Linked DNA regions of Homo sapiens: regions 2 and 3 are each linked to region 1. A link is a contact called in ENCODE Hi-C or POLR2A ChIA-PET data. All regions are on one chromosome and are shown on one strand. Each heading gives the region's core, a stretch centred on a gene start or an enhancer-like site at or near the end of the contact. The rest is flanking DNA. Distances are from core to core; before and after follow the strand shown.

Region 1 (3,565 bases), core at 563-3,062:
AACTTGCCTGCAGTGATCCTGGCCACTGCCCTGGTCTCATGTGGGCTTGAGCCTCGGCAGGGCCGGGCCCTTGACAGGGCAGTAGCAGAGGGCATGGCTGGGGTGCTCACTACTAACGAGCCTGCCAAGGGTGCCCACAGCTGTGGCTTTGCCCTGAGACTGGCCCTGGGAGTAGGGTCACCAGCATGGACACAGGAGACTCAGGTCCTGGCCTGTGAAACTACTGGGACCTCTGTTAGGAGGGCAGATGGGGATGGGTCCTCCAGGGCTGCCCCTGAGGCCTGGGCTTCTCTAGGGTGCCTTGGTCTCTCTCCTCAGACACAAAGAAGGCAGTGCCCCCCCAACACCCCTGCACCATAGCTCTGTACTCTTTCTCCTCTCCCAGGGATTTTGTGCTCACACCTGGCCAGCATGTGGGGATGGACGTGGGGGTGAAGAATCCCCAAGGCCAGAAATGGAGAGTTGCAAGTTGCAGCCACCTGAAGCCACCTCCTTGCTATGGAGCCTTGCTCCTGGTCTGCTAAGGGCCATCTCCCCAGCAGGAAGGGGTGAGGAACTTCAAGAGCTGACCTTGACTTCGCTGGGCCCCAGCCCCAGGCAAAATTGACCCGGAGGCTCTCAGTGCTCTGGGCCCACCTGCAGCTCCTATAACAGCCCCTGGGGCACCTTCCCGCAGAGGAAGGACCAGCTTCTTCTTTCTCAGGGAAGCCACGTCTAATCTGGGCCAGGGACTTGCCTGAGGGCCCTCAGGACCCCATCTGCTTGCCTCTTTGCTTGTAGGCAGGGCCCCTTCTCTCCTGAGTCCTGGGGAAGAGGCGGGCAGCTCTGTGCCTCTGCCCGGACACTGCAGGCTGGCCACTCTCCCTCCCACCCACAGAGGGGCCAAGTCCAGGCCCATCAGCTCCGTCTCTGCTTGCTTAAACCAAACTGGCACCCAGATACCCTGTTTGCTGGCAGGAGTGATAACAAGAAGCATTTATCAAACCCTTACTTGTGCTCAATGCTGTAGGAAGCACTCGATGTATCTGAGCTCATTTAATCCTTGCAAAGGTACTATTATTGTTGCCATTTTACAGATTATAAAACTGGGGCTTAGGCTGGAATGGTGGCTTGCACCTGCAATCCCAGCACTTAAGGAGGCCGAGGCAGAAGGATTGCTTGAGCCCAGGTGTTTGAGACCAGCCTGGGCAACTTAGTGAGACCCTGTCTCTGTAAATAATAGTAATTTTAAAAATTAGCCAGGCATGGTGCTGTGTACCTGTAGTTTCAGCTACTTGGGAGGCCGAGGCAGGAGGATCGCTTGTGCCCAGGAGTTCAAGACCAGCCTGGGCAATATAGTGAGACCCTCCTCTCTACCAAAAAAAAAAAATATATATATATATATATATTTTGTTTGTTTGTTTAATATATATATTAAAAAGCCTGGGCTTAGGAAGGTCAGACAACGGCTCGGGTCACGCGGCTAGTTGATACTGTCAGGGTTGAGCCCAGGACCCCAGCCTTGGTTTGTGTGGTGCAGACTCCCCAGCTCTCCTGGCCATTGGCCACCACACCCCTCCCAAGGGCTGCGGAGCACTTCTTGGGCCTTTGCTGTCTTTGACAGCCCCTTGGTGCCACCTCAGTAAGAAAAGCAGAAGGGAAGTGAGGCCATGAGAAGGTAGAGAGAACCTGCCCCTGTCTGCATGTCCTCCCACCCTCGGATGTGGATCGGGTAGGGTAAGCGCTATCTGGGAGGAAGCCGAGGCAGCCGGGAAGTTGGACCCCAGAGCTGACTGGGGGCCTGAGGCTTTGCTTAGGTTGGACTCATTCCTGCACCTCCCATGGGTCACTACCGCCACCCGGTGGTCGGTGTCCAAATAGCATCAACAGTGCGGTTTTAGTTTCCTTCTCCCACCTGCCGGATCCCGCCCCGGGCACCCTCGGGGGAAACCCTGCCTTCTCCGGAAACACCTGTCTGGGCCGCCCACCAAGTCCTCCTCGGGACTTCCTGTCGTGAATCCTCGCTGCTCACCTTCCCTCTGCCCTACCAGCAGCGTCCAGCAGATCAACTCATTATCAATCTGGAAGGACAAACATGGTTTTCTTAGCAGAGTGGCGCTGCTAAGGTTAAGGCTAAGACCTCAGCCCTGAGCGGGCGCGGTGGCTCAAGCCTGTGGTCTCAGCTACTCAGGAGGCTGAGGCAGGAGGATCCCTTGAGCCCAGGAGTCCAAGACCAGCATGGGCAACATAGTGAGGCCCTCGTCTCTATAAAATAATTTAAAAATTAGCCGGGCATGGTGTGTGCCTGTAGTCCTGTTGTACCTAGGCGAGTTAAGGAAACGCTACACTTTGAGACGAATTAAGAGTCCTTTATTAAGCCGGTGGCCAAAGAGACAGCTAATGCTCAAAATTCTCTCGGCCACGAGTAACGAGCTCGATTAACTTTTATACTTAGGTTTAGGAAGGGGAGGGGGACTCAAATGTAATAATTCTACAGAAGTAAAAACATGCAAGAATCAAAAGAAGCAAAATAGTTACAGAGAGATAAACAACTTGAAAGACAAATAGTTACAAGAAGAGCAACGGTACCAGGTGCAAGGTTCTAAATCTTTCATTATAATTAGATATAAGGTCTATGCCGGACACGAACTCAAGGTTTTATGTTGTTATCTCTTAGAGAAAAATCCTAAGAACTTCATACATTGTTGGTGTTAGTACCTTATCAGTTAATTGGGCTCTTTTGAAATGCTGAGGATCTGTTTACCCAGGCCAACTCCTTACGGAAGGGGGTTAGGTGAGGAGCCTTTAGTGTCTTGTAAATTAAAAGGTCAATTGGAGTTTGTCCAGCCTTCCCAGCTAGAGAGAGTCTTATTTACATGAGAAGCAAGGCTAGGTGATTAAAGAGACAAGCAGGACAAAATTCAAAGTAACAAGTTAGAGTAAAAAGGTTAGGCGTTTCAGTCCCAGCTATTCGGGAGGCTGAGGTGGGAGGATCCGTTGAGCCCAGGGGTTCCAGGCAACGGTGAGCCATGATTGCACCACTGCCTGGGCCACAGGGAGAAACAGCCACTCTAAAACAAAAAACCACCTCAAGGAAGGGAAGGAGAGTCTGCAGGATTCGGCCCATGGGAGAAGATGTGGTCAGCCAAGCCCCCCCTTGGGAGCATGTTCCTTACTTTTATTATAGATTCACTTCCACCGAGTGGATGTGAATTCTTACCACCTACAAAGTACGACGTTGCCAACACTGATCAAGAGCACAATGGACATTCTCAACGTTCCGCTATTGGTCACCTGAGGGATAATGACTGCGACAGAGGACTTGATTTCAACTTCAGCACCCTTCTGCCTGCCATACGCTGCTTTTTGAGGGACCCTAGGATGTTTCTGGGAAGATGAGCCAATGTTGAGTAGGGGCCTTTCAAAATTTCCTGAAGGCCTGGATGTCCACATCTTCATCGACCTCAGCATCCTCACTTGCCTAAAACAGAAAAGGGCGCCAAGTCAGTTATTTTCTTTGGCAGGAAAAGGTGCCTTTCTTACCCATTCTCCATGCTCCACAGTTTCAAATGGGACCTTCTCATCA
Region 2 (3,565 bases), core at 566-3,065, 880 kb before region 1:
AGACAAGATAAGCCCCTTCCTCAGCACCTCCTCCTAATGCCACTTTATAAATGTGCCTATCTTCGTCCAGCTTAGCTGCTCCCAACTTAATAATGAGCAGAGGAGGAGGAGGGGAGGGAAGAGTTGAAGAAGAACAATCAGCACCAACCACCAGGTGCTTCAGAGGGATTGAGGAAAGCATCAGTCAGGTGAGTGCCATGGTATGCGCTGGCCCAGACACAGCACCCCAAGTCATGGGGTTTACAGGCCTCTAGGATCCTGGCAGGCCTGAAGGGGCTCTAAGCAGCATGGGGAAGGGTGCTGCATCCGACTGGGCCTTGAAAGAGTGAAAGCGGAGACAGGGCTCACTCCTCCCTCCCTCCCCCTTCTGCCAGGCTGGGTGAGGGATGCTAGGAAGAAGAGGTGGTGGCTGAGGTCAGACAGCACCATGGAGCCCTTTCCACCTGCCTTCATCAAAGCCAAGGGGTGTCGGCAACTCGTCACCCCACACAGGGTGACTGCAGAGTCACCCCGCACAGAGCACTAGACCTCACTCCTCCCATCTAGGCTGTGGTTTTGCATCCTTTAATAAATCCCCCGATAAGTGTGTGAGATGATGGATATGCTAATTACCCTGATCTGATCTCCATACATTATATGTAGCAGAACATCACTATGTGCCCCGTGAAAATGTGTAATTATTGTTTGTCAATTTAAAAAAGCAAAAGGAGGCTGCGCACGGTGGCTCACGCCTGTAACCCCAGCACTTTGGGAGGCCAAGGCGGGGGGATCACCTGAGGTCAGTAGTTTGAGATTAGCCTGGCCAACATGGCAAAACCCCATCTCTACTAAAAATACAAAAGTTAGCTGGGCACGGTGGCAGGCGCCTGTAATTCCAGCTACTCAGGAGCCTGAGGCAGGAGAATCACTTGAAACTGGGAGGCCGAGGTTGCGGTTTGCTGAGATCGCTGCCATTGTATTCCAGCCTGGGTGACAAGAGCGAAACTCCATCTCAAAATGAAATAAAAAATAAAAAAGCAAAAGGGTGGAATTATTATCATTATTTTTTTAGATATGAGGTCTTGCTCTGTCACTCAGGCTGAAGTGCAGTGTCATGATCATAGCTCACTGCAGCCTAAAATTCCTGGGCTCAAGGGATACTCCCACCTCAGCCACCCAAGGAGCTGGGATCACAGGTACATGCCACCATGCCCAGCTAATTAAAACAATTTTTTAAAACAGAGACTCACCATGTTGCCTAGGTCTCACCATGTTGCCTAGGCTGGTCTCAAACTCCTGGCCTTATGTGATCCTCTACCTGGGCCTCCCAAAACTCTGGGATTACATGTGCGAGCCTCCACGCGCAGCCAAAAGGAATTAGAGGCTCAGAAGAAGGAGGAGGTTGTCCTTTTCAACCCTCCCATCCCCCAGCTCCGTCCTTTCATGCCTCCTCGAACTTTGGGGGCCCTACACCCTCAAACACCTTTTCCTCTACTAAGTACAACTGGGAATGCATCCCAGGGGCACCGCAAAGGTCATGGCAAGATGAACAAATCCTACCAGCAGGGCCTGAGAAGCACACGGAGACCCATGAGCCCTCCTTGCCCCGCTGCCAAGCCACTGCTGGTCATTCTGGCTTCCCAGGCCTGCCCTATGCGCCACCCACCGCAGACAACACGGAAGATGAGACGGACGCCTTCTTCCTAACAGCCGCGGCCATTCGAGAGTGGCTGGAGTTGACCTACTGTTTCCTTGAACTGGCCTTCCCTCACAGCAGCAAGGGACTATGGGCACAGTGCCATTTTTCTGTATTTTTTTTTTTAAGGCATTGGCTCACAGGATTGTGAAATTTCAGCAATACTTAAATGGACAAGGTCAAAGTCAAACGGGCATGTCCTTTGCAGGTCCACAGGAGCTTCATCTGGGGCCAGCCCCCTCCCACCCCCACAACTCTCACTGAGGGACCGTGGCTGAGGAGACCAGGGTCGCGCAGATCTGCTTACATACACTGAGCCGGACTCTTTCCTTCTTTCCTCAGAAACAGCAGCATTTCGCATGGAAGAAACACTGGCCAGCTTGTGGGAAATTGAGCTGCCAAGGCCTGCCCTAGAGACGCAGGACCGGGGAAGGGGCCCTGGCAATGAGTTTCCTAAAGCTATCCAAGGGCCAGAAAACCATGGCGGCCCCCACACTGGAGCTTCCTCCTGGCCGGAAGACTATGGCCTCCTTCACTTGCTTATGGAGCCCCTCCTCCTGAGAGATGTTCTGCTGTCGGGAGCCTGCAGAGGGGGCGTTCTCCAGGGCTCAGCGCACCAGGCGCCAGGGAGGGCGTGCGGGCCTGCAGTGCCCAAGGACTGCCGTCTCTCTCCAACGCCCCTCCTGAGGATTCCTGTCCCCGGCCCCTTATCTCAGCTGCCTCTGCCTCCAAGACCGAGTAGGAGTAACCCCTTGTCACACTTGGGGCCACAGCATGTGGCCCGTGCAGGTCTCCCATCTCCAGCTATGTTTTGATTTGCCTGACCTCCAATGACAACCTTCTCTGGGTCACAGGAGGCTCTGGCCTCTGTAGGGTTCCACTTGGATGTGAGCAGGTGAGACCATCCCTATAAAGAAATGCAAATCCCCTTAGTTCTTTTCCCGGAACTCAGGATGCCCCGCTCTGAGTCATTAGTGTCTCCGGTGAGTCATGGCCGCTCTCCGAAGATCTCGGGGTTTCCCATAGACCCGTCCCCATAGCCACCGACCTTGCAGCTTTTCACCTCCTGATTTCAGCCCAATAAGAGCAGAGGCTCCTGGACTGTCACTGTCCCAATCTACCTCACCACGGGACATGGGAGACCTTCTTTAACTCTTCATTTCTTTCCCATTCTTTTTCATAATTTTAAATTTAACATGGGGGTTTCAGCTTGAAACTGAGCTGTTTCCACACCAGATCTGCATCCTCTCCTTGAGCATTTCCCCAGTTTATAAACCAGATCACCCTCCTCTCCCTATGATATTTTGGATTCTGAGGTAGTACCCCAGCTGAAAAAGGCAAGGCAGCTGTCCTGTGACATCTTCTGATTGCTAACATTGGCAATATTAGCAAGAGGGAATCTGATAGTGACTGTCTTGACTGAGTGAATCACTGAGAATGGCGTGTATGTCATGCACAGATTCGTGGTGGACGCTGTATTCAGAGCTATATGGATCTGCACACATGTCTATCTTCTCCATGTCTGTCTCTGTGATGTTCAAGATCGACATGGCCCTGTCTTCCCATTCTAACAGTTGTTCTGTCTTAGCACCTTCCTCGGCTGTTAGTGGCTTGACTGACATTCCTGCTACCTTTCTGCAAATTTAAGTGAATGAATCAAGACCTGACTCATATTCATATGCAGACATTCTGCCTTCCCATTAGTCTTAGTGAATGTGAATCCTAAATGGGCAGACTCCAGGAGGAAGATGACAGACCCAAGGTGGATTTCGAAAGAAAAGCAAAAGGGTTTGGTTCACAATGGGAATATCCCTTGACATGTGACAGCATTTAACATTTTTTTTTTTTCTTGAGACAGTCTCACTCTGTTGCTCAGACTGAAGTGCAGTG
Region 3 (3,565 bases), core at 389-2,888, 530 kb before region 1:
AAGCCAGGGCAAGAAACCTTTTTGATTTGTGAGCAGGATTTAAAATAGCAAAGCATCATTTTATAAAATGATACTGCTATGTAGAAATAATGTTTACATTTCCCCATCTCTTTTTGTCGTCCAGGTTTGGAGTTAGATTGCTTTAGTTATCTAATGCTGTCACCTCACAAACATACTCCTCTGCTTCCTGCCTCCAAACTTTCCTGGTCCTTTTCCTCAGACCCTGGGACCCATGCAGCATCACCTCACTCTTCCATCCCACCCCTGCACCTCCTGGAGCTCCCATGGGCTATTTCAGCCCATGCTCTTGGCTCTGCCAGGCTGGGCCCCTTGGTGACGGCCCAGCTTGGCTTCAGCTGCATCTCCCTTCCATTTCAGTTTCTCTCAAAGCTGGTAATTGGACCTTAAACTACATTGAAACTCAGCCAGTTCCCTGAAAGTCTTTTTTACCTTCACCAGATTTCAGCCTTAAGCCTTCAAAGGAGCTGATTAGCCTTTTTTAAAAAACCTCTTTTATTTAAAATTCATGAAATTTTAAAAAAACACGTTTGAGTTACGGAAGTGTAGAACTTGTCTTTAGTACATTTGTTTTTCCATCTAAAAAGTAAATTCCATTAAGACTTTGTAGAACTTTTCTATTGATTTTTATCAGGTGTTGAGTTGTTTGCTCTGAAGGATGACAAAAAGTTCCGCAAACATGATTAGGGTCAGAGTTGCATTGTCATCAGATTCATTTCAAGGTCATTTGAAGTAAACCTAAAGACAGTGGGGTGTGATGGTTGGACATTTCCTAAGAAGAAATATTACTCTCAGTAATAGTTTTCTGCTCCTGGATCTGACTATATACCCACATCCCAATCACCTTCAGGAAAAAGGCCACCTCCCCACCCCAGCCACCACCACAATTCTTGTGAACACATTTTGTATCCTCTCACTCTTCCTGAGACCCCACTGTGTCTACATTTCATTTGCACCTACAGGCATATTGGAAAGTAGATGAGGACTTAGTATCTCATAGGAAGAAATTAAATGCAGATGTGATCAAAACAGCCCCAAATTATAATGAGTCAGTGGCTGCCTGGAAACTGCAGGTGTTAGCTCTTTAAATGCTAAAGCCTAAATTTCAGTTTGCTGTTCTTTTTAAAATTGAAATCTTTATAGTACATTCACATGTATATACTGTATTACATAGTATATGCTGAACACAGTCTTATGATGTGGAATCTACATAGTAGTATTAAGGTGCAAGTAGCCCTTTCCTGTTCCTGCACTCCTCTCAGACATGTGTATCCACAAGAGACGGGTGCACTTAATGATGTTTCCAATACTTCAGAGAAAAAAAACAATAGGCATCACTATTATTATCGCCATTGTTATTTTTATTTAAGTATTATTGTAGACCTGTGATGTTCGTGGAGGAATATGTCTAGAGACCTTCCCCAGGCCTATATTTAAGAATTTAGAAATGTTTGTATTTGGGGTTGCCCTTCTTACATGGATCCTGTTGAGAGTAGAATGACATTCGATGTGCACATGAAAACCACAGCATGGCTTTTCAGATTTCAGCAGAGGTTCCCTCTCACTTTTGGCCATTTTCCAAGAAGAAATATGATCTGTTGCTTCATTCCTGGAAGTGACTGCACAGCAGAGCTGTGTGAGGGGCTGGTCCCCTGGCTGGGGAGCACACCTAGGCCAAGTGACTCAGGCAGTTGTAATCATGTATCACTGTCCCTGCTCACAGACAGGCAGAACGTCTCTGTGAAGTGCAGGGATCAAGGCTCTGCTGCATTTCTTTGGTCCTTTTTCATTTCTATGCTTTTCAGAATTATCATAAATATACATAAAACTTTGTGTCCCATGTCTTTGGATAGTACTAAATTATACCTATTTTTCCTTATTGGAAAATAGCATCAAGCTTCCACATTAATACTGCATACTAGTCCATTGAATATATCTCAGGTTCCATAAGCATATTCCTTCTTTTGGCCATTTAGGTTGCTTCCAGTTTTTCCCTGATATAAACAGTGCTGTGCCAGCTATCAGGCCTTTTCTGTATCAGGGCTAACTTCCTATATTTTGTTTAGATTTTGAAAAAAGGCAGGACTTGGGGGTCTGAGATTGAGCTCTAGGTGCTGGTTTGCTCTCCCAGGTGCAGAGCAATCCCATCTCCCTTGTTCCCGTGCTCAGTGTCACTGCCTCCTCTTACTGCTGTTCCTGGGCTAGTTTCCAGTGCTCTCTTATCCCACTTTTCCATCTGTCACTTGTTCCTTCTGTACCTCTCAACTGCAGCTTGAAAAGACTAGCCTTTTGTAAGCTTCACTGGGCAATTAGAGTTCCTTTCCTTCCATGGGGCAGACGGGACAGCTACTGGAAACCAGCCAGCTACAATGGTACAGGATAGCCTTAGTGTCTTCAGTGCTCAGCTGTGTTGGGTAGGGCTGCTGCTTTTTGTCTCAAGCTGTTCTTTTTACTCTTCAGACAGTTGCCTTTAGCTCAGTCTGTGAACCGCTTTGTAAAAGCACATTATGTACTATAAAAAATAATTTAATATCAGTTGGATAAATTGATATTGAGCATGCATCAGAATTCATTACTAGTAAGGCAATTAGCAGGTGACAAAAGAGCATGCTAGTAAAGAGATATATGAAATTGCAAGAGTTATATAGTTAGAAAACAATGCCTGCAAAAGCAGCTAGCTTAAAAAAACTATATAACACATTTGCCTTTCACAAAGTCATAAAAACATGTCCATATCCATTATTAGAACAGAAGTCTGTGACAGGATGAGCTGAGGTGCCAGGTGAGCCAGCTGTCATCAGGGAAAAAAGAACGCACATCTAGGAAGCGCTGGTACAGACAGCCGTAGAACCCGAAGGGCAAGTACCATGGACGTGGGAGAGGGTCACAGATTAGAAGAGCACCAAGCAGTGAGTTCTAGTTTTAACTGGCCACTTCCTGTGATTTTTCTCAAGCTGCCAACACAGGTACAGAATGCAGCTTTCTTAGCTTGGGGACGTTTACCTTCCTGTGATGGTGTTAAGATAGATGGGTTGGAGGAACCAAAGTTTTATGGCCTTGAAGTGAATAGAGGATCATAATCAGGTGCTGCTCACCAGCAACAACTTCTTGATGGAGACTTAACTGGCAGTTTGTTTAATTTGAGAAACATGGGGTAAGTTATGATTCAGACCAGCTGCAAATAACAGAGAACCCTTATATAACAGTGGCTTAGTCACGATTTCTTGTTCAGTTAAAAAAAAAAAAAAAAAAAAGCCTGGGAGAATAGGCATTCCGAGGCTGGACTTACCAGTGAGTGACAGAGGAAGTTCCTGTTACTTAGGAAAAACAGAGAATGGATAGGGAAAGGCATCTGTCAGAGTCATAAACATTAATTCTTCTTCTTGTTTTTATCTCAGATTTAGAGAAATAGCGGGATCCTTAGAAGCAGCACTTACAGATGTCCTGGAAGATGCCCCAGGTAACTCCCTTAAAGTGATAAGTGGCATGGTATCCTAAATGAGTTCATTCAGTTCACCAAGTCATCTGGATTGCAGTATTCTGAGCG

Evidence for each region. A loop is a pair of places that touch in the nucleus more often than their neighbours do. ChIA-PET counts read pairs that join two places held with the same protein, here RNA polymerase II (POLR2A). Pooled maps may share reads with other maps.
Region 2: a pooled map shows a loop between it and region 1 (5-fold over the local background). The contact joins two enhancer-like sites. A Hi-C loop is called at or near these places in 1 of 168 maps with a recorded cell type or tissue (naive thymus-derived CD4-positive, alpha-beta T cell) and 8 of 50 pooled maps. POLR2A ChIA-PET finds 5 or more read pairs at or near these places in 1 of 52 experiments (GM12878).
Region 3: a map of IMR-90 shows a loop between it and region 1 (12-fold over the local background). The contact joins two enhancer-like sites. A Hi-C loop is called at or near these places in 3 of 168 maps with a recorded cell type or tissue (CD4-positive, alpha-beta memory T cell, IMR-90 and MCF 10A) and 10 of 50 pooled maps. POLR2A ChIA-PET finds 5 or more read pairs at or near these places in 1 of 52 experiments (WTC11).

The regions. Positions count from the first base shown.
Region 1 is chr1:231,209,664-231,213,228 of GRCh38, forward strand. The region is part of intron 8 of TRIM67 (tripartite motif containing 67); the gene reads left to right. Among named protein-coding and RNA genes, the nearest start is that of TRIM67-AS1, 24 kb to the left of the region's middle. RefSeq lists enhancers at 1,673-2,082, 2,203-2,262. Within about 2 kb of position 1,813, at least 4 of the 41 ENCODE cell types and tissues checked have a DNase peak (open chromatin) inside an H3K27ac peak, as active enhancers do.
Region 2 is chr1:230,325,427-230,328,991 of GRCh38, forward strand. The region is part of intron 5 of PGBD5 (piggyBac transposable element derived 5); the gene reads right to left. Among named protein-coding and RNA genes, the nearest start is that of PGBD5, 99 kb to the right of the region's middle. RefSeq lists an enhancer at 2,384-2,503. Within about 2 kb of position 1,816, at least 3 of the 41 ENCODE cell types and tissues checked have a DNase peak (open chromatin) inside an H3K27ac peak, as active enhancers do.
Region 3 is chr1:230,680,158-230,683,722 of GRCh38, forward strand. COG2 (component of oligomeric golgi complex 2) reads left to right here. Exons shown (of 18, transcript NM_007357.3): 11 at 3,417-3,478. Among named protein-coding and RNA genes, the nearest start is that of AGT, 32 kb to the right of the region's middle. Within about 2 kb of position 1,639, at least 8 of the 41 ENCODE cell types and tissues checked have a DNase peak (open chromatin) inside an H3K27ac peak, as active enhancers do.